Regions from separate parts of the Mus musculus genome. Here all the other regions are linked to region 1. Evidence: chromatin loops called from intact Hi-C (ENCODE). Cell type or tissue: left cerebral cortex. All regions are shown on one strand. Region 1 holds the start of E130102H24Rik (RIKEN cDNA E130102H24 gene). Region 2 has its middle 2.9 kb from the start of Ak4. Region 3 overlaps Ak4 (adenylate kinase 4). Region 4 overlaps Jak1 (Janus kinase 1). Region 5 overlaps Jak1 (Janus kinase 1). Region 6 overlaps Ak4 (adenylate kinase 4). Region 7 holds the start of Leprot (leptin receptor overlapping transcript).

Region 1 (4,000 bases):
TGCTACTAGCACTGGGAGCTAATTCATAGGGTCCCAGACCTAGAGGTTCTGAGTTAGGGTGCAGATCAGGGACACTGTTCCCTAGCATACATTAGGCCCTGGGTTCAGTTCCTACTCCCCTCTAAGGAAAACATAGAACCTATGATTTGATTCCTAACTCAACAAGATTAAATCGCAGTTCAGACTTCAAGCATTTGTAGTCTAGTCCATGAAAGCAAAAGAGCAGGAGTCGGCATAACTAATTTATTTATTTGAATTTGAGAGAATTCAAAGAAGAGGAGCCAAATATAGAAAGAAAGAAAGAAAAAAAAAGATGGGGGAAAGCAGTTAGTTTAAAAAGTTGAGAGAACAAAGTATGTTTTACTTGGATGTGCAACCAAAGAAGCCTGCCAAGAATGGTCAGCAAAAGGTGTAAGAGCCATGAAACGACTTCTGTCCAACCTTTACCGGAAACACGCAAGGAATTTCCTAGACTGGTCAGGATTGGATTGTGGGAAAGGTCTCCTTCAAGCCTCCCTTGGCTTTTATGGCAAGAAAACAGTGTTGACTACAGAGAGCTGTGGTTCTCAAAGCTTGTCCCCACTAGCGGAAAAGCCAGTCATTGTCCCGAATCCCGACGTTGAAAGGCACCATGAAATAAATATTACGAAGACACAGGAGAGCTTTCAACTCTGTGAGCAGGACAGAAACACTTCACAGCACACATGTTGCCTTGTTCAATGACAAGGATGCTCCCCAGAAGAAGAGGAAAAGAAGCTGTGTTCACACACATATTTGAGTCAACACTCAAGAAAGGTGCCGGAAGAGGTCATGAACCCCCGCAGCAGTCCTGTGGGGTTAGCAGTTCTGAGTTATCCATCTTTAAGTTCTAGGCACAGGAATGTTACAAAACGGAACTACAGCTGCACGGTGCTAGGCTCTACTTTACCCCCTCAGCTGTCTCTCGGTCCAAACAAACTGGGGTCTAACACGGTATTTAGCTTAGACCTACCCTGTGTCTCTCACCTGTAAGTGGTAGCGCCCTAGTCAACGCTAAGGTCCACTTCTGCTTTCAATCATACGAGAGGCACGCAGAAGAGAAACAAAAGTGAAAGCTCTTGAAGGAACACACACAAGTAACCGAAAGCACCAAACTCTGTCACTGAGACCTGGCAGAGTTCCAGACATTTATCCTTTCAGCAACCGTGAACTCTGGGCACCTATCACGTCCTGTGAATGTGAATTAACACGGTAGAACACGAATCGGCCCAAAGCTCTGCAGCAGTCTTCTCAACCCTTCCTAGCACTGAACCTTTTATTTAAATTTCTACCTCAATAAATCCAGCCACGATGCACGCCCTCGCCCAACCAAACCAAACCAAACCAAAAAGCCCGCAACGCCACAAACCATCCCTAAGCTGTGCGTCCAGCTTTAGGAAAAGAGAAAAGGAAGCAGAAAGAAAATCTGAACTGGTCTGATTCCCCCTGCCCTCGCCATGTGGGGGTCCTCGGAGCGAACTGTTTTACAACTTAGAAAATGCAGCGGTCTTCCGATTCTGTTATTTGAATGGACCACTGAGCCACTGGAGCCAGGCAAGGGCAGGCAGCCGGGTACCCAGCAGAAGGATGGAGCACAAGGCCCGCACAACCAGGATCCGCGGACCCTGATGATGGGAGGATGCTTGGAGCACCCCAGCCTCCGGCTCCTGGGCACGGAGAGACCGGCGCGCACGCGCGCACACGCACCACGTCCTTCGCCTGGAGTTGTGTCTCGTCTCCCTTTTGTTTTTCTCCCTTCCCGGTCATGAGACCCGGAAGTTTTTTTTTTTTTTTTTTTTCCTTCAATCCTGTCTCTCTCCCTTTTCCACCCCCCCCCCCCCTTCCCCAATCTATCACATGGCAAAGCTAGAATAAAAACAGAAAAATGGCGACGGTCACGTTGTGGCGAGCCTTGCTGCGTCATTAGATAATCCTCATGCAAATAGCGGGATGAACAAAGAAAGGGGGGCTCGGGACCCCCGAGGGCGCAGGTGGGTGCGGGGTGCGCGCGGCCGCGGGGGCGGCGTCCGTGTGCGCGCTCCGGGTGCTGCGCTCTCGGCCCCGGGCTGGCGGCGCGCCCTGGCCGGCCCGCGGGGCGCAGAGAGCGGCTGTGCGGCGCGCGCACGGCGCTCGCACCCGGGCCGGCCCCGTATCCCGGAGCCCGGAGACGACGGCGGGGGCGGAGGCTGCTGTTGGACGCCTTTGGGCGCTCGGCGCCAGCTCCGGTAGGCGGCGGACCGCGCGGGGCGGCAGCTCGGGGCCAGGCCCGGAGCTGTGGCGCACTCGCTTTTCCCCCCACCCCCGCCCGGTGGCTGGGCGCTGGCGCGGTTCCCTCGCCGTCCCGCGGCCGCTGGAAATAGAGCCGGGATGTTGTTTACATGACGGATCCGGCGGGAGGAGTCTGCGAGGAGGAGGCGGAGAGAGGAAGAGCGGAGTCCCCGCGGCGGCGGTGGCGGGCCGGGGTGCGGGCGAGCGCCGCGCGGTCCCCGAAGCCTGGACACGGGAGCCTAGGGTAGGCAGGCGGGGGCGCGGGCTGCGGGAAGGCTGTCAGAGTGGGCTTTGCGGTACCTAGCCTGTCACGCAGACTCTTGGGGGGCAGGGGGAAGGAAAATGGAGAGAGGTTGGGAGAACCTCTGTTTCCCCTTACGTTTGGGAACGCCCCCCCTCTTATCCCCCACTCTTTCCCGCTTCTCCCTGGACTCACCTGTTTGTTTCCACCGCTCAGGGCTCTGGGTTTTTGTTTGTTTGCTTGTTTGTTTTAAACGTGCGCCAGAGGGGCTGGGCTTATTACTATTATTTGCGAAATTATTGGGAAGGCGAGAGGGTGTTGCTGTAATCGATCCTAGTCCAGGTCGGTTTTCAGGAGGGGGAGGGGACTTGGCGAAGACCCCGGCTCCTGGCCGCAGCTGACCCCGGGGCTCCTCCCCGCCTTCCCGGTGAGGAATCCTTTCCCTTGCCCCGCGAAGCCAGCTGCCACCTTCCTGGAGAAAGACCACACCTATGCTTCTTCCCGCTTTGGAGGCGAGGTGAGCTAAGAAGCCAGACAGTGCCCTGCCCACCAGAGCTTGGCCAGACCTCGACACCCCAGAATTGGTAAAAGGCGCTTCTTTTCACCTGCTGATAGCGTTGGTACGTCAGCCCTCTCTAGTCCCCAGAAGTTGCAATTCACAGTTTACGTTAAAATTTGTCTCTTTCTTCACCCTTCTTCCCACCGGCAATGAACTGTTGAGTTTAAGTTGAAAAAGAGAGGTGTCTCCCGCCCTGCCCCTAGTGAGGGTTTTTTTTTTTTTTAATTCCACAGTAGGTCTTCCACTCAGACCTGCACTTCTCCGGTCTCCTCTATCTCCCACTAAACTTAGCCCAGAGCCAGGCCTAAGCTTTTATTCCCTGTGGGCCGCACCCTGGCCCCTTGCCTTTCTACCGAGCCAAATGCTTCTCAAAGCAGAAGGCACACCCAGCCCCAAGTCTCTTCCAAGAGGGAGGGAAGAAGAAAGGATTTGGGGGGGGGTGTCCTCAAGTTCCGGTTTCCAAAACCCCCGTAGCATTCTCCTCCCGGAGCCTCCTGAATTCTTCCTAACAGCTGTTTTCTGCAGTGCCTTTTGCTCCTCCTGGCCTTATATTGGAGAGAGTGGATGGGGAGAGATAGCCACCCCCACCCCTTTCCTAGAACTAGGCAATTTTTTTCTCTGTCTTTTCATTTATTATGTTTGGAATATAAAATATGCAAGTGTGATTGCCTGTTATTAGAGTTGATTTTCTTCCTGGCTAGTGACTAACTGGGACTCCAGAGGGAAGGAGAGGTGAGGGATGGTGAGAGGGGGATCGTTCACCACCTATGTGTCCTGGGAATTGCCAGAAGAGACCCTTCTGAAAAAAGGCACTTCTCCCTTCCATGACATCACCACTAAGCCCTTCCAACTTTAGCTTCAGAACAGGAAGAAGGCTCAAAATAGAACTAACTACCTTAGGAATCCAGTTCCTT
Region 2 (4,000 bases), 60 kb before region 1:
TACTTATTGAGACCTAATCTCAAAAAAAAAAAAAAAAAAAAAAAGTAAAAAAAGATCTATTGTATACCCAACGCTCTTCTTTTTGCTTGATATACAACAACAACAAATGATCGAATCCTGGCCCCATAGTTGCAGCCAAAGTTTTAAAACCTTGACTGGCTCCATCCAATGCCAGCGCCCTGAAGAGGAGGAAGAGAAGGATGACTTTGGCTGTACTCCGAGGAAGAGAGAGAAGGACAGAGGATCCCAGGGCTTCTTTGCCAAGGATATAATACTCTCGACTCTGCTCACCACCTCAAACGGCGGCTTTCTTTTCCTTGCCCCTCACATACCAACCAATACTCCCACATGCCTCAGCCTTTGCTTTGATTTGTTTGAGACAGGGCTTCTCTTCACAGCCCAGGATGGTCTTGAACTCACCATGCTTTTGCCACTGCCTTTTTTTTTTTAACTAGGTATTTTTTTTTCATTTACATTTCCAGTGCTATCCCAAAAGTTCCCCCATATCCTCCCCCACTCCGTCGCCATCCACTCCCACTTCTTGGCCCTGGCGTTCCCCTGTACTGGGGCATATAAAGTTTGCATGTCCAATGGGCCTCTCTTTCCAGTGATGGCCGACTAGGCCATCTTTTGATGCATATGCAGCTAGAGTCAAGAGCTCAGGGGTACTGGTTCGTTCATATTGTTGTTCCACCTATAGGGTTGCAGATCCCTTTAGTTCCTTGGGTGCTTTCTCTAGCTCCTCCATTGGGAGCCCTGTGATCCATCCAATAGCTGACTGTGAGCATCCACTTCTGTGTTTGCTAGGCCCCGACATAGTCTCACAAGAGACAGCTCTATCAGGGTCCTTTCAGCAAAATCTTGCTAGTGTATGCAATGGTGTCAGCGTTTGGAGGCTGATTATGGGATGGATCCCCGAGGATGGCAGTCTCTAGATGGTCCATCCTTTCGTCTCAGCTCCAAACTTTGTCTCTGTAACTCCTTCCATGGGTGTTTTGTTCCCAATTCTAAGAAGGGGCAAAGTGTCCACACTTTGGTCTTCGTTCTTCTTGAGTTTCCTGTGTTTCGCAAATTATATGGTATATCTTGGATATTCTAAGTTTCTGGGCTAATATCCACTTTTCATGAGTACATATCATGTGAGTTCTTTTGTGATTGGGTTACCTCACTCAGGATGATGCCCTCCAGGTCCATCCATCCATTTGCCTAGGAATTCCATAAATTCATTCTTTTTAATAGCTGAATAGTACTCCATTGTGTAAATGTACCACATTTTCTGTATCCATTCTTGTGTTGAGGGGCACCTGGGTTCTTTCCAGCTTCTGGCTATTATAAATAAGGCTGCTACCAGGATTATAGTAACGGGTCACCAAGCCCTGCTGCCTACTCTCAATTCTGCTACATGAAAGCCCTCAGTTTCTCATCCAAATACTGGGATGATCACCTGTACATCTGTCTTCTACACCCTTCTATTTTCTCTGCAGTTACAAGGAACACTGCTAAAGTAAAAACCCATCTCTGCTACTTGCCCACCTCGGTGTGTCCCACCTCCTTCCTAAGGGGCCTGCCTGCTTTGCTGAAATCCTTTGCAGAATTCTGAGCATAACTGAGAGATGGTGAGACACAGTGTAGTGAGGAATCCGTGGGAAAGAGCCTCCTAGATTCCCGGCTGTAGTGTGTGACGGAGGCAGGAGACAGAGCCTGATATGGTATCTTGCCAATCCAGCTTCCCTCGTTGCCATTCCACACAGTCTTGGCAAGACGACACGCTCAGGCCACCAACCCCCTGTGCCAACGTTTGTTCCGTAGACTCATTTCCTAAAATACCCCCGTGTGCTATAGATTTTACTGTGGGCTCCTTCGATGAGCCTTTTGCCGAAGAACAAAAAGAAAGGCTTCCAGTGTGAGGGGGCTTACATCTCTTAGGTTCTTGCCATATGCTCTGTAATAAAAGCAGCTGATAGCTCCTTACAGGGATTGTTAGACAAGAGCCTACATCAGAACCACCTAGAGAGCTTGTTAAAACATCTTGCTGAGGGCCAGAAGGTGACTCACTTGCAAAGTGTGTGCCACCAAGGCATGACGACTTGAGTTCAGCCCACAGCACCTGTGTACTGATGGTTGGACATAGTGACAGCAGGAAGAGAGGCAGGATCTCCGAGGCTTATTGGCCAACCAGTCCAGGCAAACTAATGAGTTCCAGGTTCAATGAGAAACCCTATCCCAAAATGCAAAGGGAGCCACCTTCCCTGGGTCCTCCATTCAGCAGGAGGGCTCTGATAGTTCACCACAGGAACCACTGTGCTGTTGGTGAGGAACTTGGCTGTTTGTCCAGGAACCTCAAAAAAGACAGTTGGCAAACAGAAGTGCTTTCTGGAGGGAACAACCTGAAGCTGTTGACCTTGACACGATTCTGAAAAAAAAAAAAAAAAAAAAAAAAACACACACACACACAAACCTAACTTTATCTCTTTAAAGAGCCCAGCAGAGTTGGGCATAGTGGCTCACAACTTTAATCCTAACAAAGGGAAGAAAGCACCAAATGGATCTCTGAGTTTAAGGCCAGAAGAGTGCCTTCTAGGCCTGCCAGGGCTACATAAGTGAGTGTCTCTGTCTCTGCCTCTGCATATATGTGTGTGTGTGTGTGTGTGTGTGTGTGTGTGTGTGTGCGCGCATGTGTACACACACAGACAAAGGCCAGTATAGGGATGGAGAGATGGCTCGTTAGCAGTTAAGAGTACTGGCTGCTCTTTCTGAAGACACAGCCAGGTTCCATTTACACCCACATAGCAGCTCACAACCATCTATAACCCAAGGTCCAAGGGGGCTGGCCAGCCGCAGGAACCAGGAAGGCATGTGCTACACAAACGTAAATGCAGATGAAACACCCATCCACATAAAATGAAAACTTTAAATAAAATTGTAAAACCCAGTAGGAAATCTCCTTTTTGTTGTTTTTTGAAACAGGGTCTCGATGTAGCCCTGGATGGCCTGGACTCAGTATGCAGACCAGGCTGGCATCCAACTCACAGAGATCCACCTGCCTCTGCCCCTGGAGTGGTGGGATTAAAGGCCTGGGCCACCACACCCGGCTAGTCCATTTATTCTGAGACTGTGAGTTCTGCGGACAGGTCCTCATTCTCTTTTTCTAAAGTCATAAACTAGATTTTGCTGACCCTGAAGCTAGAGAGCAGCTTTATGGGTCAAGGAGGACACCAGAGGGGGAACATCCAGATTCCGGGTTCTGATCGTCACATTAGAACTACCTTTCCTGAAAAGCCCTCATTTGCCTAAATAGAACCATATTTAAAAACTTAGAATTATCTTTCTCAAAAAAAAAAAAAAAAAAAAAAAAAAAAAAGAATTATCTTTCTCAATCCCCAAGATACCAGTCTCCTCTGTGGCATCTTGTGGCATCTTTCTCCCCTCTGATCTGAATGACAACATCAGTTTCTTTCCTCATTCAGACATTGAACAGTGTCTGAAGCCATAGGCTTTGTGTCCCCTTGATGAGATATAAGCCTTGGGCTTTTGTTTCTCAGTGTCCAGAGACACTGAACAACTTTAAATTTAGATTAGATTAAATTCCAGCAGAAAAAAAATCTTAGCCCTTCCATTAAGTTATGTAAGAAATGCTAACTGTTAAGTTATTTTCTAAATAATTTCTTTCCAGGAGCTAGGGAGCTAGATCGGTCTGTGAGGTGCCTCTGGTGCAAGCATGAAGACTGCAGTTCAGTTCCCAGCACTCATGTAAACATATTTATAGGAAGTGGTATTCTCAAAAGTGGCTGGCATAAATCAAAATTGCAGGTGGTCTATGTCCTTGTGTGGCTCCCCCAAGAAAGTTCTGTTCCCAAGGTACTGCATTTAGACAAAACCCACCATTCTCTCAGGGGCTTGAAGAAAGTTCCCGCTTGGTAAGGAAGAGTCATTATCCTTATCTCTGGCAAGAGGGACATGTGTACTATGTAACTATGATGCCTACTAACTTGTTAAACTC
Region 3 (4,000 bases), 94 kb before region 1:
TCCCAGTAGACATCTGCTGTGCAGTGGGGAGCAGCTCTCCTCAGAGGTCAGCCTGGAAAAGGAATTAGAAAATGCAGAGAGAGAGAGAGAGAGCGATGGCAAACCCAGTCTAACCAACTGAAAACAACGCCGCAAATGCACTGTGAAAGCCTCAGCCCAAGGACCCCTGGTCCAGTGTCTGGACGCGCATCTCCTTCCGAGGGCTAGGTGGGTGGGCAGGCGGCAGGCACACCAGGATGCCTCAGGTCTGAGATCACCCTCCAGGAAAACAAGCATGCCAGGCAAGACTGCAAATGCAAATAGCCTGGCTTTAGCAGCAAAGTGACTACAAACAAATAAACAGAAATCCCTTCAGAAAGACCCAGTGAGCTGGTACTCACAACGCAATACAGCCCCCTTAATACGATTCCAGCTTCTTAAAATGTGAGTCTCAACCCATATGTAACTGATTGTGGGGCTGCAAAAAAAAAAAAAAAAAAAGTTTCTGAATTCAAAATCAAGTGTCTAAGGAATCCAAGCAAGCAATGGTGACCTTGCTGCAGTCTTGCAGTCTTTACACAGAGGAGGCCACTGTGCTCAAGGCAGATGATGGCAGGCGTATGGCTACTGGAATTGGGATTCAGTCTCCCTCAGCTATATAGTGTGTTTTAGGACAGCCTAAGCTCCATGAGACCCTGGATCAAATGTGGAAGGAGAGGGAGAAAGATAGTTTCATATTCCTAAGGCTGGCACAGAACTGACCGTCTGTCAAGTGTGCCACCAAAACCAGCTGCAGTGTTTCGGTTCTTATAAGAACCGTAATGATGCTGTGCGTGGTGTGACATGTCTTTAATCCTAGCACTCAGTGGGCAGAGGCAGGAGGATCTCTGTGAGTTAGATAGAGGCCAGCCTGGTAGAGAGAGCTCCAACACTACATAGTCCCTGTCTCATGAATGAACAGTTGATTATTACCAGCAAGTGTTGTCTGTAAGCCTATTTTAGAATGTTATATTGCAGTTACTTATTTGGGGGAGGAGGCAGAAATGGGTATGTATGCCTGTGATGGTCAGAGGACAACTTACAGGACTGAGTTCTGCTCTCCACCACTAACTCCAAGGGGTCAAACTCCAGTAGTTAGCTTTTGTATCAGGAACATTAGCTTGATGAATAATCACTCTCACAAGCATTGTGTACCTATTTTATATACTTATATGCCAAAGGCAACATAAAATCAAGCAAAATGGTGCCAGTGAAAACTGTCTACAAAACCTTCAAGTTATCTTTATCTTGAATCAAAAAGCTTAAAAATTATTTTCCAAAATGCAAGGATGCTATTTTTCCCCCCCAGGAAAACTAATGCTATGATTTGGATATGAGCTGTGCACATCCCCCAACGATCTATGTGCTGAGACTTAGTTACCAGCGAGACAATGCTTGGGATTACGTGACCTTTCTAGAGATGGAGGGTGGTGAACCTTTCTTGGAAAGGATTAACATGGTCCTGGAGGATTCTAGCTAATTCCCATGAAATGTGCACAGCATCAAGGAACAAGGCACCCTACCCACTCTGGCTTCCTGAATCACAACAGGAAGCACTTGTGTGTGTGCCCTTACTAAGACGCAGCCTACCATGATAAGATGCAGTCAATGGGACGCTCGCTATGCTGCTGTCTGACCTTGTGGTTTGAGTAATAGCTGTTCTCCACACCCCGGGCATTGAAACACTTGGTCCCCAGCTGGTGATGCTGCTTGGGAAGGTGACAGATATATAGGATGCCTAGGCACACTTCCAGTTTGCTGTCTTGCTCTGTGTCTGACATTGTAGGGGTGATCTTTCTGCTTCCTGCCCCAGCTGCCTGCTGCCATGTCTTCCCTGGTATTATGGACTCTAAAGCCCTAGCACAAACTAACTCATTCTTCCAAGAACTGCTTTTGGTTGTGGTATCTCACCACAGCAACAGGAAAGTAACTAACACAACCTCTACAACGTCAAACTAAATACAACTTTTTGTTTATTCACTACTCTACTTAGTGTTAGAGCAATGAAAGCTGACCAATGCACCAAATTAAAATATTTTGAAAATCTACCATGGTGGCTCACATCTGTAATCCCAGCATTTGGGGGCGGGGCGCTAAGGAAGACGATTACTGTGAGAGTGAAGTCATCTGAGCTATTTAAGGAGACTCTACCTCAAAAAGAGAACAAAATAAAATAGGTGTTTCCCATCTAAGTGCTGTGGAAGCAGACAGAGATGAACATTTTAACAAGGATGGAGCCGGCCCAGTCGGAGCACACAGCATCTCTCTGACCGACTTGCTGTTCCCTTGGCTCGCATCCACAGCACTGACTTCCACCCACGGTTAGCAGGATGCTTCTCCAAAGCCATATGGACCGAGACGATGAGTCATCTGTCATGCAGGATCCCTTCTAAGACAGGCCTTTGCACATCCAATCACCTCTAGCACACTCAACAGGCGCATCCTCCGCGGAGCACAAGCATGTGCCTGTGACATAAGGCTTCTAAAGCAGAAGGTGGGGACCGGGAGGTCCTTACACCCTCACTGTGCCAAATGGACAGGCTCCAGAGCTTTGAAGAAAAATCAAAACTGAAAATGTCCAGATGGGCTTTCCGGAAGAGAGACGGGGGGTGAGAGGGGGGAGACTAAGTCAGTTGGGAGACTGACGCACTTCACTAAGAACAGTCCTGTGATGTAAAAGACGGAGAACAGCTAAGAAACGCAAGCGAGGAAGGACATAACCCAGCCCATACGTGCCTCTGCAACTCAGCTAGACCACATTTTTTCAAGCTATTTTTGAACTTCATACTTCATGTAGTAACCTAAATATTCAGGCCCTATACACCAGCCGACGAATACCAGCAAAACCTCATTTACTTAAGCATTGCTCTCCTAAGCATTTTCATCCAGTCAGTCGGTTCATCCTAAACTCCTTCCTACGCCATCCTCCGCCATGAGTCAAATGCACAAACAGGTAAGGTGAGTGATCTACCTAAGGATGCACAGCCAGGAGCAGTCTGGCTGTCCGCAATACCCATTAGCCACCTCTTCTAAGGAGTTTAATAAGCGAATGATCTCTTAAAAGTACACAAATTTTATTTTACACGGCACGAGGCCTTAACTTAAGCACGTTTAAAGGAATTACTGACAGGTATTAGCAAAATCAGAGGTCATTTCTAATACACAAAAAAATATTTGGGAAATGAATAGTGGTCACACTTAGAACGCCAATTTGGGGAAGGGGGTCATTCAACTGTGACCCCTGCATGTAACTTGTTGGGCAAACTGTGCCAACTAATCATAGTGGGACGACTGTTACACGGGTAGTAACCAACTGCTTTCTGATTGGATTTGAGGTCCAATCTACAGAGGGAATTCACATCTAATACTGTAACCTTGTTCAACAGCCCAGTGGAAAAGCGATTGCTGCTGCTTTGCTAAGGGGACATGATGTGCCTGACAAACTGACTTCTAAATATTTACGTTTACGACCACAGATTAGTACTGGCATCCGGTCTGGTCAAAGACGCTTCTGTTTGCCATGGGTGACTGTTTAAGGAGAAGCTGTTAACTGTTCAAAGTGCTAAGGATAAGTGGCTCTTCAGTGTTCATCCCTAAACAGGACATCTGTGTTACCAACCCACCCACACTCACAACCTCACACACCAAGGTTCAGAAAACACCACGGAAAAGCGGGTAGGTGCTGGCTATTTATGGAAACTTGACACAAGCCAGATCACCTGAATTGAAGAAGGAACCTCAATTGAGAAACTGCCTCCATTAAGATTGGGCTTTAGGCAAGCAAGCCTGTGGATCATTTTCTTAATTAGTGATTGATGTCAGAGGGCCCAGCCCACTGAGGATGGTACCACTCCTGGGCTGATGGTCCTAGATGCTACAAGAAGGCAGACCAAGCATGGCCTCTGCATCAGCTCCTGCCTTCAGGTTGCTAGCCTGCCTGCCTTCTATGATGAACTGTGACGTGGAAATGTAAGGAAATAAA
Region 4 (4,000 bases), 190 kb after region 1:
ATGCTAGCCAGTGTGCCACAAAGGGCGAAAACACACCTGCCTCTTGGCCATGAAACCTCAGAGCTCCTTAGGGCTTTAAAGCCCAATGGTCTTATTTTTTACATGACCTCCCTTCTGGTGTTAAAAGAAGATCTAACTTCCCTAGGGATCATGGTCCCCGGGAGAAGACAGCATCCACGGAATTGAGAAGGCCAGGGGCTAGGATGTGCTTTACTTGAAGGTTGCTGATACAGACCTCTGATGTAGCTACCACCTCTAACAGCAGAGACTGGAAGCCAGTAGCTTTGGAGGGAAGAGTGGGGGAACAGCGTTGAATACTTGGGTGGCTTTTCCCGAGGCTCTTCTGAAACGGAGCACTGAGAGTGCCTTCTGTCTACTTTTCTCACTTGCTTTAGAACTCTGAAGGTCTGAGTTTTCACTCACTGCTCTGTGATTCATGGGAAGCCTAGAATGCACACCAGATCTTGTGCAGGACTGTCCCATTGGGTGATAATATTTGAGCAGCTTCCACTGTAGCAGTACCTACTACTTTCAAAGTAGTGTAGTGACTATCTTATTGTTTATTGTTTTTTTTTTTTCCACATAGGAAGTTGGTTTCAGGGATATTCAGTGAATTGCTCAAGGCTTCACAGCTGATGGCATCAGCAGTAGTATAGTAGTGACAGTGAATAATAACAATGGCTACTGACATCTTAGTGAGTGTTTGGTCTGCCTGTTTGAAGGCCTTCCATGTTGTAGACCATTTAATTATCAGAAGAATTCAGGATGCTTGGCCAAGACTCCAAGTGAACAAAGATTGGAGATTTGAACACCCTGTCTGACCTGAATACACTGATATGTCCTCCCCATTCCATCTTCATATGCTTTGCATAGGAATAGGTACTGTGGTCAGCTATCTCTGGGACACAGGGTATCTCATCTGAGGGGAGGGAGAGAAAGCTGAGGAGCCCAGTGTGGATCGTCCTCGTATTAGTTCTCAGAACCTGCAAATTAGAGAAGAGCTAAAATCAGGAATGTGTAACACAAAGAGTGTCGTTACAGGTTGCTCAATTTCTCTGCACTTGTAACTAGGGTTCCCAGAGCCAGATACTCTGATCTAGGTTTTACACTGCAGTATACATCGCTTTGTGGAATAGAGAAAAGGCAGGGAAAAGCCAGGAAGCCAGACAGAAGCATATGATAGATAAGTAAGCCCTTGGTCAGGCCCAGCACTCAGGCCCACACACCACTGAACATGTGTCAGTACCTATTCCCTGGGGCCTCCTCAGGATGGGCAGGTGTGATGCTGATTTCCACTTAGTTGCTCCTTGTAGAAGATGTCTGCATTCTGATGCACAAGGCTGGAACGCTCTGGTGGAAGACTAAGGTGGTGGTTGATCATGACGACAGTGGCTGCCAGTAGTGAAGCCTTTACTGCATACTAAAGAAAGCTCTTCTGGGCATGGTCTCATCTGTTTCACTTAGCAACCTGAGGAGGGCACAGCTTTCTTGAACGAAACATCCTTATGATGGTGAAATGGCTCCCTCTCTCACAGGTCAAGTGTAGTGCAGGTCCCCACACAGATAACCAAGCCTGAGCCACTCTAGACTCATCCTACTCTCTGATTCCCAGATGGTCGGCCACCAGCCTCTGTCTGCCCTCGTGCCACCAGTCAAATAGCCTCATTGTATTTGACTCCTTTCCCTCCTCAAGATGGCTGTACAGAGCCTTTTTATTTAAATTGTATTTTCCCAGGCTAGCATCAAAAGAGAACCGTGCAAGGAATGGGCTCAGAAAAAAGGAGCACCCAGATGACTGAAGCCAGTTTCTGGTACTTAGATTTGTACCCCAGGAAAGTCAGACTAGAGCTGTGCCTGGATGCTCTGTGAAGCCTTCCTCTCTGGCTTAGCAAGCTCTGTGGTTAGGTTGCTGAGTCTCTTTGAGCCTTTGTTCTGATCTAGAGTACAGATAAGGATGTTGACAATTCCTGTCTCTTGAGCTTAGGCAGAGGAGTTAACAGTTTCTTATAGAACTGTACCCAGCATAGAGAAAACAGAACATATGAATGTAAACAAAAAAAAGACCATATGAATGAAAACAGAACAAAAGAAGATTTGAGGGGCCCTTATTGTACTCATGTAACCAGTGTTGTAACCTATTGCTTAGCAGTTTATTTACACTAGTCTGTGTGTGGGTTCTGTGAACTGTGCCTTGGAATTTCTACAGAGTTTTGGGAACTTTCTTATCAGAATCCAAGAATTAGAACTCCCATGTGAGAACTCATTGTCATCCCGTGCAAGAAAGTGGAACAGGGAGATCATCTGTGAGTTGTCACTTCCCCAGTGGTACTGGTCCAGCTAAAGGAAGTACACGGTGTGTTCAGGGACTATGTCAGGTCTACCTGATTCCCAGAGGATTCTGTACTATGTCTGAATTTGGAAGGCAGCTTACAAAGGATAAATTCCTTAGATCCTATGTAACCCAGGCCTGGCAGACCTGGTCATGCATTGTGTTTGCTGTTTATCTTAGTAAAGTTTGGGAAATGGCCTACTCCTAAGCCACATGTGAGGTTCTAGCTTCATTAGCAAGATTTCTAGGATCCTATTCTAAGTTGCTTTTCCCTTTCATCTGCATATAGCTTGTACTTTCCTTTTTCACAGAGTTCCCTAGCCTCAAGGCATCTGTGTTCCTCATTCAGTTCACCCCTGGTGCTTCCTACATTTAACAAAGTCTTGTTGGGAACTGGGAAATAGAGTGCTTGCCTAGCATGCACGAGCCTGGTAACTTGTCGAGCATTCGTTATGTTCTAGGCTGTAGGCATAGAGCAGAACATGAAACAGACATGGTCCCCGGCTTCTTGAGACTGACTTTTGTCATTTGTTTTATTATTCTTTTGGAGACAGCCTAAGCTATTCTCCAACTCACTGTTTGCTCTCAGGTGCTGAGATTATAGGCATGTGCCATCATACCTGACCATTTCCCAAAGGAGCCTTCCCTCACCTCAGATCCTGCTGTGTGAACCCTGGCTAAATCATAGCTCTCCATGTGCTCTCTGACTCCTGTTGACTCTGTCATTAGCCTGTGAGCTCCTGGAGGGTATGAATTAAGCATTTACCCGATACAGACTTGTTCATGATGTAACTAGCAAACCCTTGTGTTGGGTAAGCCCCATGGCTCAGCACACAATGCTAGCCATGCCAGTGCAGAATGCTGCTTAAAATTCTCTGATCTTTTCACAGAAATCTCCAATCTGCTCGTAGCCACTAAGAAAGCCCAGGAGTGGCAGCCTGTCTACTCCATGAGCCAGCTGAGCTTTGATCGGATCCTTAAGAAAGATATTATACAAGTAAGTCCCCACTAAGGGTCTTTGTCCAACTTTGGTCCTGACACCCCATAGGGGAGCCCCCTAGAGATTTAAGTGTGTGTGTGGGTAAAGTCTGCTTTGGGGATATTCTAGTGGAAAGAGAACAACGAGGTAAGGCCACGCAAGCCCACCTTTCATTTTACCCAGTCTTGCTGTTGGCCTTCCCCTGAGAGACTAATCCTTGATGGACTTGGATGAGGAGGTGTGGACTACCTGGGGTAGAGGAATGGGATCACTAACATGTCAGTAGAGGTTGGTCTCAATGGAGTCTCCACCCCACAGAGTGCTGTGTAATAGTGCTCAGTCCTGCTTTTTCAGAAGGGACTTCTGAAAGGAATAGAGAGAAGAACAAAGACTACAGGGCAGGGCAGAACAAGAGCTGGCTTCAGAAAGGGGACCCTTGGGGAGCTCAGAGCATTGCCCCAGCCTTCCTGGGATAGCCTTTGCTACCCAGAATATTCAGACTAAGCCAGACCCACAGAGGCGCTTACACATCTGCGGGTAGTTGCCACCCTCAGTAGCATGTGTGGTTATGTAAAATCTAGTCTTGGAAGGGCAGAACTCATTTCCTAGGGAAGGACACTAAAGCAGAGGCCCAGAAGATGAGTCACCAAGGCTCTGCTCGGACAGAGAGAACTGTGTTGATGGATGCTGAC
Region 5 (4,000 bases), 200 kb after region 1:
GAGAGTACACTGTCTTAGAAACTGGGATTGATGGGTAAAGTGGTCCCTTAGTCACCAGCTGCTTTCTTAGTCTTCGCTCAGTAGCAGAGGTCATTGAGTCAAGTGAGGATGAGCTGAGCCGAGAGGAGTCAGGAGATCAGACCGAGGTGATGCTTGTGGCCGTGAGAGACAGCCTGAGAACAAGGCATTTCCTCAGCGGATCTAGCTTGTCTGGGCATCTCTGATAGCATGGACATATTCCTTCCAGGGTCACTTTGGGAAGGTTGAGCTCTGCAGATATGATCCTGAGGGAGACAACACAGGGGAGCAGGTAGCTGTCAAGTCCCTGAAGCCTGAGAGTGGAGGTAACCACATAGCTGATCTGAAGAAGGAGATAGAGATCTTACGGAACCTCTACCATGAGAACATTGTGAAGTACAAAGGAATCTGCATGGAAGACGGTATGTTGTGCACACTGGACTGTGGGATAAAGGTCCAGTGGCTCTCTGGGTCCTAAGGGCATTTGCTGGTAGGCAGTCCGCAGCTTCATCTTTACCAGCTCCTGTGGGCTGTCAGACATTCAGGTCTCACAACAACAAGGTCCTTACCAACTGCAGGCCTCCTGGGAGGCTTCTCCCAGCCGCAGGATGTGAACTTTGTCTTTCAGATTCACGTATAATGCTGGGAAGCATCCCAGATAGCCACACTTGTGCCATAAGGAAGTTAAACTACTCACCCCCATTCCTCTTCTGATCTAGTGCTACCTAAGGCCTTCTGCTCTGTCCTTATTGAAGCTAAGGTAGCAAATAGTACTTAGTAGTCACATTTACTAATACTGTACCTTATCTGCAAGGCAGTCATGCATGTGCTTTAAAACTAGTAATAAGAGGGTATGGACTATGATTTTAAAACTGATCGCTTGTCTAGAGATTCACAAAGCACTAGGACTGCAGTACCCTGATGAGGCAGGACCTGGGGCTATGGACTCCTGTTTATCACTGAAGTGTCTGTGCCTGTGGTAGGCTCTTCTTCCCCATGCTTCGGGGGCTAGGCTGACCTTCCACCCCCAGGCCCTGTCTACAGAGCCCCATGCTCATCCTCTCTGCAGCCTCATCTGATGCTACTTTCTCCTAAATAGGAGGCAATGGTATCAAGCTCATCATGGAGTTTCTGCCTTCGGGAAGCCTAAAGGAGTATCTGCCAAAGAATAAGAACAAAATCAACCTCAAACAGCAGCTAAAATATGCCATCCAGATTTGTAAGGTAAAAACACCAAACAGAAAGAAACAGCCTGTTTTTTTTAAAAAAGTAGGCATTCTGTCCTGGGGAAATGGTTAGTAATTAGACCTCAGCGGGAGCCTGTAATAAATGAACCGTGTTTTTAACTCTGCACCATTTGCATGAAATGTGAGCAGTGGACTTTACTTGGACCTTTTTTTTTTTTTTAATTGTTTAATTTTATAACAAAAACTGTTAGTGATATGGGGATGAAATGGCTTTTTTTCCTAATTGTGCTGTGGAAGATAAAAAAAACACAACCTGAAGTGACTTTTTCAGTGGGTCTGACCTACTGCTCTTAGGGGAAGGACTGTGGGTTATCAACAGCACATTTACCTTCGCAATGGGCCTGAGCCACACTTTTCTCTTAGGGGATGGACTACTTGGGTTCTCGGCAATACGTTCACCGGGACTTAGCAGCAAGAAATGTCCTTGTTGAGAGTGAGCATCAAGTGAAGATCGGAGACTTTGGTTTAACCAAAGCAATTGAAACCGATAAGGAGTACTACACAGTCAAGGACGACCGGGACAGCCCAGTGTTCTGGTATGTAAACCAGCTCGGCCGTGCTTTGTAGCTTAGCATTGTCTTGAAGGCTCTTGAAGCTGTGCTTGGGTGCGTATCAGCTGCTCTGAGCTTTTGGAGAATGGGAGAGTCTGGCCATCATCACTTCAGCCTCTGTAGCTTCATGTGAGCAAGCCACACCCACCACAGTTCTCATAGCTGTGAGCAGGTGGAAGAGGCTGGCTCGTTCTTAATACATCCGTGTAGAAGCCCTGGAGGGATCGCAGGGCCACAGGTACACATTGCCATAGTCGTGGAGATCCTGCAAGAGGGATAGATACTTGGCTAGGTTTTAGGAACCACTAGTTACCGTAGTTAGCGAGCCACGCCCTGACCATCATTGTCTCTCAGTTGGGAACACCTTCCTGGGGAAAGCTGCCTGTGTACCCTGATGCCTCTCATGCAGACATGGGGCCCTCTCCACCAGCAAAGCCTATCCAGAGTCTTCCTTCCTCGTTTAAAAACGGAGTGGTTTTGAGGCCCTTGATTGTGCCAGTGAATCCTGAATTATGGGTGAGGCAGCCAACTTAGTGTGGCAGTGGCACAGGCTTCAGGCATGGGTTTGAAAGGCTGTGTGTGATTGGGTAAAAGCTGAAGGGAAGGGGGCATGGCTGGAGCTCTGCTGTTCTGCTGACAGAGATAAGAGGGAACTGAAAGCACGTGTGTCATTGGGAAGTGCTGTAGGGGTGGCTGAGTCAGAGCATCAGGACTTGACCAGAGTTGAAGGACACAAAGTCTGTACTGAAGGTCACCATGGAGAGGAACAAGAAAGGAACAAGGGAATCGGGGTCAGCTGCTTCAGTAGCCCAGGAAGGACAGGTTGGGACAGTAGGAAGTGGATTTGTCTGAGGAGTGTTCAGGAAACCAGTTCTGGGATGCCTAGACACCTGGTATGGGCATTTGGGCATCACTCACCAAAATAGTGATGCCAGAGAGGGTGCTGACTCCTGGCTTACAGGGATATAACTTGGGGCTCATCTTCAGGGGACTGTCCCCTCTCTAAAAGAATGTTCCCTGGGACACGAGGAACACAGATATCTCGTTTAAGGGCAAGTAAGATGTTGCTGTGAGCCTCTGGACTGCTGTCCCGTGTGCTGTGTGCACTGTGGCAGCATGAATGGCCAGAGTCCCTCAGAGGCACGTGACTTACATTCTCAAGAACAGGGAAGTGGCTTTCCTGAGGCACTCTTTTTTTTTTTTTTTGGGAGGAACAAAAGGCTCACTCCCTGCTTTCCTTTCAGGTACGCTCCGGAATGTTTAATCCAGTGTAAATTTTATATCGCCTCTGATGTCTGGTCTTTTGGAGTGACACTGCACGAGCTGCTCACTTACTGTGACTCAGATTTTAGTCCCATGGCCGTAAGTGTTAACTGCTACCTCTTGTCAGTGTGCCACATGGAGAGGGTTACAGCATGCTATCTCACATGGTCTGGCAAAGTTTGCCTTCACAAGTGCAGAATTCAGTAAGACGACTCAGGTTTTTAGGGTGAGGGTCATCACAAGAGAGAATGATACACTTTGAGCATTGCCGTAGGGGTTTTGTTTTCATACGACTGACAGCTGTGGTTGGTCCCCTCAGATGTGCTGTTATGGACCAATCCTTGAGAGCGCAAATAAGGGTTTTAGATTTTCATTTGAAGTTATGGAAGAGAAAAGCTTTGTTGCTTTAATTTCTTCTTACTTCTGAAAGCATCACCTTAATTTTGTTTGGTTTTATTTTACATAGTTGTTCCTGAAAATGATAGGCCCAACTCATGGCCAGATGACAGTGACACGGCTTGTGAATACTCTGAAAGAAGGAAAGCGTCTGCCATGTCCACCCAACTGTCCTGATGAGGTAGCTGTGTCCCCTTCATGGGAAGGGAACTGCATTTTGAATGTCTTTACAGCTTGCCTTATCCAGCATGGGAGGGGAATAACAGAACCGAAGGCCTTACACTGGCTACAGTGTTGGCTCTTGCTTAAGAGTACTCGCTATTCTTTCTGAGGTCCTAGGTTCCATTTACAGCATCCACTTGGGTAAGACATGAGAGAAATCCCTCCTGCGGGGGATGATATGCTGCTCAAGCAAGGCTCCTCTCAGGGAGCTGTGGCCTCCATACCGTGCATGTCTGCCTTCCCAGAAGAGCACATGTGATGAGGTCTTACCATTGCCTGAAGACATTTACCCCACTCACTAGC
Region 6 (4,000 bases), 69 kb before region 1:
AAAATGGACCTCTTGGGGCTGCACAAATGAGACCTTCTGTACCGTGTCTGAAAGGCCAAACAGAACTAAATGGGGGCGGGGAGGGGGAGGTGCAGAGAGTAACCCTAAAACCTGTCTATCACTACTTATGCTTTTAAAAAAAAGTCAGTTTGCTCAAAGGAAGCCCATGTTTGAATGTCTGGTCTGACCCATGGGGAAAGCTCAAAAAAACTTCATAAGGAAAATAACACTTGCATGTCTACAAGTCACACATGAAGCAATACAGAATAACAAAATGACAGCGTTTAATAATTTGTTTGGCAAATAGGTGGCCGAAATACCTTCATAAACTGTCTATCCTAACCATTCAAACCACAATTTCATGATTATTTGCCATCACTTGAACTCTAGAAAGTTCAAAATGCCATAAACTGCACTGTATTGCTGGGCAGTGGTGGTGCACACCTTTATTCCCAGGACTAGGGAGACAAGAGGCAAATCTGAGTTTGGGACCAGATTGGTCTACAGACTAGTTCCAAGACAGCCAGCCCTGTCTCAAAAATAAATATAAAAATAAAATTAAAAAGAGAAAAAAAAAAAAAAAAGAACACCCTACACTGTACGAATTTAAAAGATTTGAAATGTGCGTGAGAAGTACCCTATGGCAGGTTTCAGATCCTCCAGAGCTAAAATTAAGAGCAGCTGTGAACTGTCCACGCGTGCTAGGGAATCAAACTTGGGTCCTCTACAAAAGTCGTTTGTACTCTTCCCTGTGGGGCCCTTTCCAGCCCCTGACACACGACTTTTATGTGTATCTTAAAAACAAAGACTAGGAGCTGAGGGCAAGGGGCGTGGAGCAAATGCAGCAACCTGCCTTAGATCTGGGTGTAGCTCAGCTGTAATGCTTAGGATTAGCAAGTGCAGAACCCCGTAAAGGTAAAATAACCCTTTGCTTTAACAGTGCAGGTATTAATAAAGACAGTAGAATATAACCTGGTCTATAAGGTGTGTCCATGAACACTAGTGGACAACAGCTCTAGAGGGAGTCCCCAGGTATGTTATAACAATTAAGCTCATCTCCTCACCTGACAACTGGTGTCACTTGTCAAATTCAGTTCAAGAAACACCTTGGGCTGGCCAGTTCTATGTCACCTTGACATAAGCTAGAGTCCCTGGAGCAGAGGAAGCCTCAGCTGAGAAAATGCCTCCATAAGATCTGGCTGTGGACAAGCCAGGAGGACATTTAATTAGTAATTGATGTGGAAGAGCCCAGCCCATTGCGGGTAGGGTCCCTGGGATGATGGTCCTGGGTTCTATAAAGGGCGGGCTGAGCAAGGCAGTAAGCAGCACTCCTGGCCTCTGCATCAGCTCCCGCCACCAGGTTCCTGCCCTGCTTGAGTTCCTGTGCAGACCTCCTCTGATGAAAAGATCAAAAGCGCTGTGGAAGCCAAATGAACCAACCCTGTCCTCCCCAAGTTGCTTTTGGTCATGGTGCTTCGGCAGCACAGCAACCCTGACTAGGTAGGACACACTCCCTCAAAAGTGCTCCCCGGAAATGGCTAGCAAGGTAGCTCAGTGGGTAAGCACCTGCCACACAAGTCTGACTACCTCAGTTTGATCCCCAGAACCCACATAAAGTTGGAAGGTGGGAAAAAAATAACTCTTGATAGTTGTTCTGACCTACACACAGGTGGGCATGCAAACACACACACACACACACACACACACACACACACACTAGCAGGGACGCATGCAGTCGATGATAGCAATTGTTTAGATGATAGTAACTGTTTAAAGTGTTCCTGGGCCAGGCATGGCTTCCCAATACTCACGACACTGATGCAGCAAGACTAGAGTTTGAGGCCATCCTAGACCACATTGTGAGTTATAGGCCAACTTGGGCTACAGAGCAAGACCCTACTTAAAAAAAAAAAAGTGTTCCCCAATCCCACCCCCTCTTAAACACTACAAAAACCATCATTCCCCCTGTGGTCTCAGGAGCGAGGCATGCAGTTCTGTGACTCCTTGCTTGCTTCCTGGCTCTCCTGAAGCTGAGCAGCCCTTCAGAAAACCAACCTCATCTCACTGCTGTGTACCCTAAGAGCCACACTGCCCGGGTCAGAACACTCACTGCAAGACACCATTCACTGCTCCCTGCCTGTCTACCAGGAGACTCTAACCCCAATTCCCAGCAACAGAAAACTAGTTAAATTCATGGGTCTCCAGAGCACAGCCTGAGGATATCTGAGCATCCAGGAGATGTCTCCAGAGTCCATGAGATCCTCCTTCAACTACTTATCTGTGTGACTTCAGCCTTCAAACACTGCAGCACAAACTCAAGAAGCCAAAGACAACCTTGCGTTCTACCACAAAGCCAGATATTAGGGACCGGAGCCAGGTCTGAAAGGCAGGCAAGATGGCACACACCTATAATCTGAGCATTCTAGAGGCTAAGGCAGAAGGATCCACAGTTCAAAGCCAGAATGGGCTATAAAAGACCCAGTCTCAAAAAACCAAGTTGTGAAACAATTAAAACCAAAAACAACAAACTTAAACTCATAAAGGAAAGGGGAAATTAAAGCGAGATTACAGGTGACAAAGAAGACTTAATGACTCCATGCACTGTGCACTACTACATTGGCTCTTAGAACAGGAAATACATTCGCAGACAAGTCAGTGGTATTTAGAGAATGTCTGCAAATTAGGTGATGACACTGTCAATGTAAATTCTACTGAGTTATTTGCTTATGAAAATAACCTATGGAAACAATTTAAATAGACCTCAGCTGGCCCACAGCTTGCCTAGCGTGCAGAGCTAGCTCTGGCTTTAATCCCAAGCAACATATAAACCATGGAGTGGTGGCCCTGCCTACAGTGCCAGCACCCAGGAGGCTGCAGCAAGATCAGACGTTCAAGACCAGTGAGTGGGGTTTGGGGGTTTGAGAGACGGCTCAGAAGATCAAGTCCTGGCAAAAGCCGTTTTTTGGTTTTTTTTTTTTTTTTTTTAGATTCCCCAAAACCAAGGCTATACCCAAATGTCTGTATACACAGAGCAAGGGATCAAGCCAAGGGCTTCCTGCATACTAGGCAGGATACCAACTGCACTAGTTCCATAGCCCAAGAGACCTGGGCCTCCTGAGTCTTGCCAAACAAGGAGGAAACAAGAATGTAGCATACCTTAGAAATCTTGGAATGAGCCAAGACCCTGGATAAACCAGAGAAGGTTAACCATTTAAAGTTGCTTTAGATGTAATCCTGAACTCTGACTAAGGTCTCCAAACCCCTCTATCCTCAATTCTTGGAAAAATTCACTCTTACATAAGGTGTGCATTTATACTTAATGAGTACCCAAAAGCCTGAGCCCTTTGAACGAGGTCATCTTTTCAGAGAGGATCAGCTCACAGCCTCATTTAAAATGCTAGTCAGTCCATCTGCAACACCCTGGCAAGAGCTGCAGTTAATATTAATTAAGAGCAGAAACAGGTTCCTTCTTGAACATCTTTTCTTTAGTCAAGTCCAAGATGCTTGCTTCCAAATGGAACCTCTCCAATTCTCCTACCCGTGAGACACTAGACTCCAGTATTAAAAGGTGCCTGGTTTTCTAATACCACTGCCTGCCTAACACTAAAACCGGATCTTCATATCCTTCAGATAAAACTTAGCAAAGAAAGCTATCACAAAATACCAGAGTTCTTGGGGGGCGGGGGGTTGTAGTTCCTTCTGGGCACATTTTTTTTTCTTACTAGCCCTGTTAATCCAGACCTAGAGACTTCAACCTTCCTTGTCCTAACATTACAGGGGTGTACCACCAGACACCCATGCAATGCTAGGACTCTAACCACCAGGACTTTGTCACTGTTGGGCAAACACCCTACCGAGCTACATTCCCACCCCAAATTGCAATTTTTTATGGGATACATTCTAAACTTTTATTTTATAAGCACTGGAGTTTTACCTACATGTGCATCTATATGAGGGTGCCAGATGTCCTAGAACTGGAGTTACTGGCAGTTGTGACCTG
Region 7 (4,000 bases), 290 kb before region 1:
TGCAAATGTGTTCACAGCCTGCATGTTGTCACTAGAGGCTCACTACCATCTGACCCCTACCTTCTCCAGCTTCAATCCTCCCTACTCTGCCTCCAAGAGCCTGGGAAAATGAGAAGAATAAGATGTGTTCTGTCATGGCCTCTGCCCCAGTCATGAATATATCCTGGTCTTAACCCAAGCCTTACAGAGTCCTGTAAATTCAGCATAACTATCGCCTCTTCTATTCCCCCCATAGAGTGGTCATTCATATTAGCTTCACATCGAACTACTACAATCTGGGTGGCTCTGAACAAAGGGAATGAATTCTCTCGGTTCTGAAGTTAGGCTTCTAAAATTAAGGCGTCTCTGAAGAGAACAAACTTCCTTGCCCAGTGCTGCTATGTCTATACTACTGCTTGGCTTGCAGCTACGGCACTCCAGTTTCTCTTACTTTTTAAAAAATTACTTATTTACGTTTATCTATCTACTTGTAGCCATGCACCATACTGCGTGTGCAAGTGTGGAGGTCAGAGGATAACCTGTTCGAGTTGGTTCTCTCCTTCAACCAGGTAGGTCCCAGGGATCAAACGCAGGTCTTAAGGCTCGACAGCAAGTGCCTTTCCTACCAAGCCATCTTGGGGCCCTCTGCTTCAATCCTTACTTTGTGCTTTCCCCCTCCCCCCTTATCTGAAGGACATCACACAAGGCAACCTTAGATTGATAACATCTGCTAGTTGCAAACAAGGCCACACCCTCATTTGGCAGCAGGGAGTTACAACTTAAAACATATCTTTTGGAGCAACATGATTCCCTCCACTATATTATCTCTATGTTCTCAACTGTCAGAGCACACATCATTTTCTTACACAGCAATATAATTATTTTCGGCAATCAACTCAGTCCAAACTTCTCACTTATCTTTTATCCCAAGTCTCCAGCATAGTTTCTCAATAACAGTTGAATTATGGGCAAAGTTTTACTTCCTTGTGCTCTTGTCTACTTCATAGCCTTTGTTCCTTTTCACTACATAGGCCCATAAATTACTGTTGCTACTTTGTACTTTCTGTCCAGGACTGAACACTCTGTAGTAGTGAGACACAATTTTACATGCTTTCTACACTGTCTTCAAATGGATACGTCATACAGTGGACATTGCCCAAGTAAACCATGTTTACTTTGATTTGAAATACAAAAGTCCCCCCAAAATGGTTAGCTATGTCTGTTACTAGTTGTGCACAGATAATGTACAGTGCATCCACATGAGTATACACTGTATCCATCTTACAGATGTTGGTGAGTGGGAAGGTCTTTGTGGATAGTTTTCAAAGAAAGGAAGTCCAACACAGAGATAAATTAAGTCTTCTCTGTGCGGATGACCAGAAATCCAAATACCAGGAAGCCTTCCAGTAACTTTGTCCCCACCCAACGCCCAAAGCTCTGCATTCACACAGATCAGGGTGATAATCTTTCGGTACCCTCCTTTCATCACCATTCAAGAACACAAACAGCACATACTGCTCTGTTCACAGACCAGTAAACACTCAAGAAAAGTCTTGTTAAAATCCCATCTAATTGCAGCCCCAAGGTTGCGTCGAATAGGGTATTTCTGGTTACTTTCCAAAGTGCCACACGCCCGAAATTATTCTGCCCAGCGAGAAAAACCGTAAGGGAACAACAGGACCAAGTTTCCAACACACATCCTGGACACAAAGGCTCCTCTGTAAGCCACAGGAAACTGCGGCGGGGCAGGAAGGTGAGGATGTGGGACCCTGATGTGACCTACGGAGAACTGAAAAGCCCAGGGGACCACTGTGGAACGTACAGCCCACGGGAGAAGCCCCCGCCTGGGAACTGACGGGCGTGGGCGTGGGCGCGAGCGTTTATAGGCTCCGCAAAACACCTCTGCCGCGCATTCGGGAGGCCGCGGTCTGCAGGAACTCGCACACCCGCACACAGGCTGCTCGCCATGCAGCCTGGAGCCAGGAGCGACCCCACCCACTAGCCGCGGGCGAGGGTCGCAGTGTACCTTTAACGCCCGCCATGTCTCTGGAGCTGGGGCTGTCGCTGCTTCCGGCTTTCTCCAAAAGCCGCCCACACCCAGACTAGCCAGGGCCGGCGCGCGAATCCAAAGCCCGGCCCGCCCCCTGACGGTATTGACTTCCTACCCAACCAACGGAGCCCCGCCCCTTCATTAGGCCCCGCCCCTGATTTTAGACTCCGCCCCATCCCGTGGCTTCCCGCCCCCAGAAGCCCAATCCCACCATCCATGCAGAACCTGATTCCTACTGGTTTAGAATTCTGCCAATTACAACCTCACACCCAATTATGCCAGATTCTGCCCTACAGGCACTCAGTATTTCCTATACTGGTTCTGATCCCTGCCACTCTGAGCTCCTCCTCTGCCGGGCCCGGTTCCGCTCGGCCCACAGTTCCGCCACTCTGGCACATAATCCTGCCTCCAGCTCATGGAGACCCTCCCCCAACGCCTTCCTCCACTTCGCGGACTCCGCCCCCAGTTGGCTGAGCTCAGTCCCTGCCAGCACGGATCCCAATCCGCCATGCAGAACTCCACCCCATTGGACTGATCCCGCCTCCGCCACTCATAGCTCGGACTCTACTGGTCCTACTTCCTGCCACTCAGAACTTCATTCCAGTAGTCTCCCAGTTTGTTCAGCACCGCCCCGCTGGCCGGGAACTCCGCTCCTAGTCTCAGCCCCCTCCCACTTTGATTACTTCAGAATAACTCCTTTATTTTAACTCTTCGGGGGATCCTGGATTCTGAGACATCTCAGCCCTGTTTCTCAATCTGGGGTCCATCCCTTCCTCACTGTCGTGACTTGGGGCCCAGGCTCTGCCTCAGGAGATTCTAGATGCTCACCATCACCCTGGCTGGCTGTTAGGAAACTTGCCTGAAAGGACTGGTGGAAAAAGTGGGGCACGGGATAAGGATGGGGAGAGGTTACCTTCCAGGACGACTCTTCCTGTGTGCCTGTGTGGTTTGTTTTGAGAGTGTGTGGCTGATATAGTAGAGATCGGGAGTGAGTGACAGCACCAGAAATCAGGATTAGAGATATCCCTATGTAAGATCTTTGACTTTTGTATAGATTTGCTTGCTTTGTAGCAAACTACATTAACATTTTGTGTAAACTACCGCGTCCGTCTATCCCCCTCATTCATTACAAACTCTGTGGGTCCGGATTTCTTTAGGTCCTTAAATAAACGCAGGCCTGCAAGTAACTAAGGCCAATTTTCACTCCTCCAGATCCATCTTATTCTTACCTTCTTCAGTGGAATCTTCCTTCATCTTAGAAACCATCCAGTAGTCCAAGTCCTCTACAGAAAGCAGTTCAGAAAGAATAGGAACTGAACCAAACAGCTCTTTAGACAAGGTTAGAAAGTCAAAACCCACGAAGTTCTAAACTTAAAAGGAAAATATGTATATACACATATATATGTATATACATATATATATGCTTAATCTGCTAAGAACCTAGTATACAATCAGTGATTCTGAGAGGCACATTTGCATAACTTACCACAATAGAGCAATTGTTCTCCTTTAGACTGTTAATACTATTGTAACCATTACAACAAGTTAAGCCATTGTACCATTGAGAGTGTGTACAGGATGAAGCTTGTACACAGGGTCTGCAGTGTCAGGCATGTGCCAGCATCATGGACAACGTACCTGGTGAAAATGGGGGATTATGGTGCCTATAAAAGCACTCAGAAAATTGCTCTGCCAGACCTGTGTTTTTAACTTCTCCTTTATAAGCACTGAGATCTGTTAGTGAGGAGGTAGGTTTTTCCCACCTTAAATAAAGAGATTATGTGATGTAAACCGTCCCACTCTCCTTCCACCCTCAACCACACTGTTTGTTTCTCTCCGACTGCTTTCTGCCAACAACAACTGGACTGAGTACTTTACCTGAGAAAGTGGACTTTTCCTGTGCCAGATGTTGCACCAAAAACCATCCTACTCACCAATTCCACATTTCCACAAGAAGAAAAGCCACTGGAA

Evidence for each region. Hi-C counts contacts between places; a loop is a spot of excess contacts. Peaks named below come from ENCODE experiments on the same cell type or tissue, not always from the same donor. Only the 100,000 strongest peaks of a DNase experiment are listed, where the experiment ranks them.
Region 2: a loop joins it to region 1, with 2.8 times the contacts of the local background. A loop is called at or near these places in 5 of 42 quality-filtered maps.
Region 3: it touches region 1 in a loop (8-fold over the local background); 5 of 42 quality-filtered maps call a loop at or near these places.
Region 4: a loop joins it to region 1, with 2.8 times the contacts of the local background. A loop is called at or near these places in 14 of 42 quality-filtered maps.
Region 5: it touches region 1 in a loop (3-fold over the local background); 14 of 42 quality-filtered maps call a loop at or near these places.
Region 6: a loop joins it to region 1, with 2.1 times the contacts of the local background. A loop is called at or near these places in 5 of 42 quality-filtered maps.
Region 7: it touches region 1 in a loop (2.8-fold over the local background); 13 of 42 quality-filtered maps call a loop at or near these places.

What each region holds. Positions count from the first base shown.
Region 1 is chr4:101,354,611-101,358,610 of GRCm38, reverse strand. It overlaps E130102H24Rik (RIKEN cDNA E130102H24 gene), which reads left to right and starts at 2,363. Exons shown (of 2, transcript NR_040708.1): 1 at 2,363-2,530. The region is part of intron 1 of 0610043K17Rik (RIKEN cDNA 0610043K17 gene); the gene reads right to left. In left cerebral cortex, a CTCF peak has its summit at 2,268; DNase peaks (open chromatin) are centred at 2,313, 2,996, 3,430, 3,944 and 3 more places; H3K4me3 peaks cover 3,419 bases; H3K27ac peaks cover 3,474 bases.
Region 2 is chr4:101,414,843-101,418,842 of GRCm38, reverse strand. It overlaps a transcript of Ak4 not described here. Among named protein-coding and RNA genes, the nearest start is that of Ak4, 2.9 kb to the left of the region's middle. In left cerebral cortex, no CTCF peak of the experiment used is centred here; DNase peaks (open chromatin) are centred at 1,701 and 2,030; H3K4me3 peaks cover 2 bases.
Region 3 is chr4:101,449,018-101,453,017 of GRCm38, reverse strand. The region is part of intron 2 of Ak4 (adenylate kinase 4); the gene reads right to left. Among named protein-coding and RNA genes, the nearest start is that of Ak4, 31 kb to the right of the region's middle. In left cerebral cortex, no CTCF peak of the experiment used is centred here; DNase peaks (open chromatin) are centred at 1,829 and 2,382; H3K27ac peaks cover 1,695 bases.
Region 4 is chr4:101,165,869-101,169,868 of GRCm38, reverse strand. It overlaps Jak1 (Janus kinase 1), which reads left to right. Exons shown (of 25, transcript NM_146145.2): 12 at 3,220-3,326. Among named protein-coding and RNA genes, the nearest start is that of Gm24468, 19 kb to the left of the region's middle. In left cerebral cortex, a CTCF peak has its summit at 1,524; DNase peaks (open chromatin) are centred at 1,497 and 3,922.
Region 5 is chr4:101,154,194-101,158,193 of GRCm38, reverse strand. It overlaps Jak1 (Janus kinase 1), which reads left to right. Exons shown (of 25, transcript NM_146145.2): 20 at 248-440; 21 at 1,118-1,242; 22 at 1,629-1,801; 23 at 3,061-3,178; 24 at 3,546-3,656. Among named protein-coding and RNA genes, the nearest start is that of Gm24468, 31 kb to the left of the region's middle. In left cerebral cortex, no CTCF peak of the experiment used is centred here; DNase peaks (open chromatin) are centred at 427 and 2,416.
Region 6 is chr4:101,424,107-101,428,106 of GRCm38, reverse strand. All of the region lies in intron 1 of Ak4 (adenylate kinase 4), which reads right to left. Among named protein-coding and RNA genes, the nearest start is that of Ak4, 6.4 kb to the right of the region's middle. In left cerebral cortex, a CTCF peak has its summit at 2,237; a DNase peak (open chromatin) is centred at 3,415; H3K27ac peaks cover 664 bases.
Region 7 is chr4:101,645,831-101,649,830 of GRCm38, reverse strand. Leprot (leptin receptor overlapping transcript) reads right to left here and starts at 2,048. Exons shown (of 4, transcript NM_175036.4): 1 at 2,006-2,048. The coding sequence starts at 2,021. In left cerebral cortex, CTCF peaks have their summits at 2,040 and 2,263; a DNase peak (open chromatin) is centred at 2,500; H3K4me3 peaks cover 2,169 bases; H3K27ac peaks cover 2,619 bases.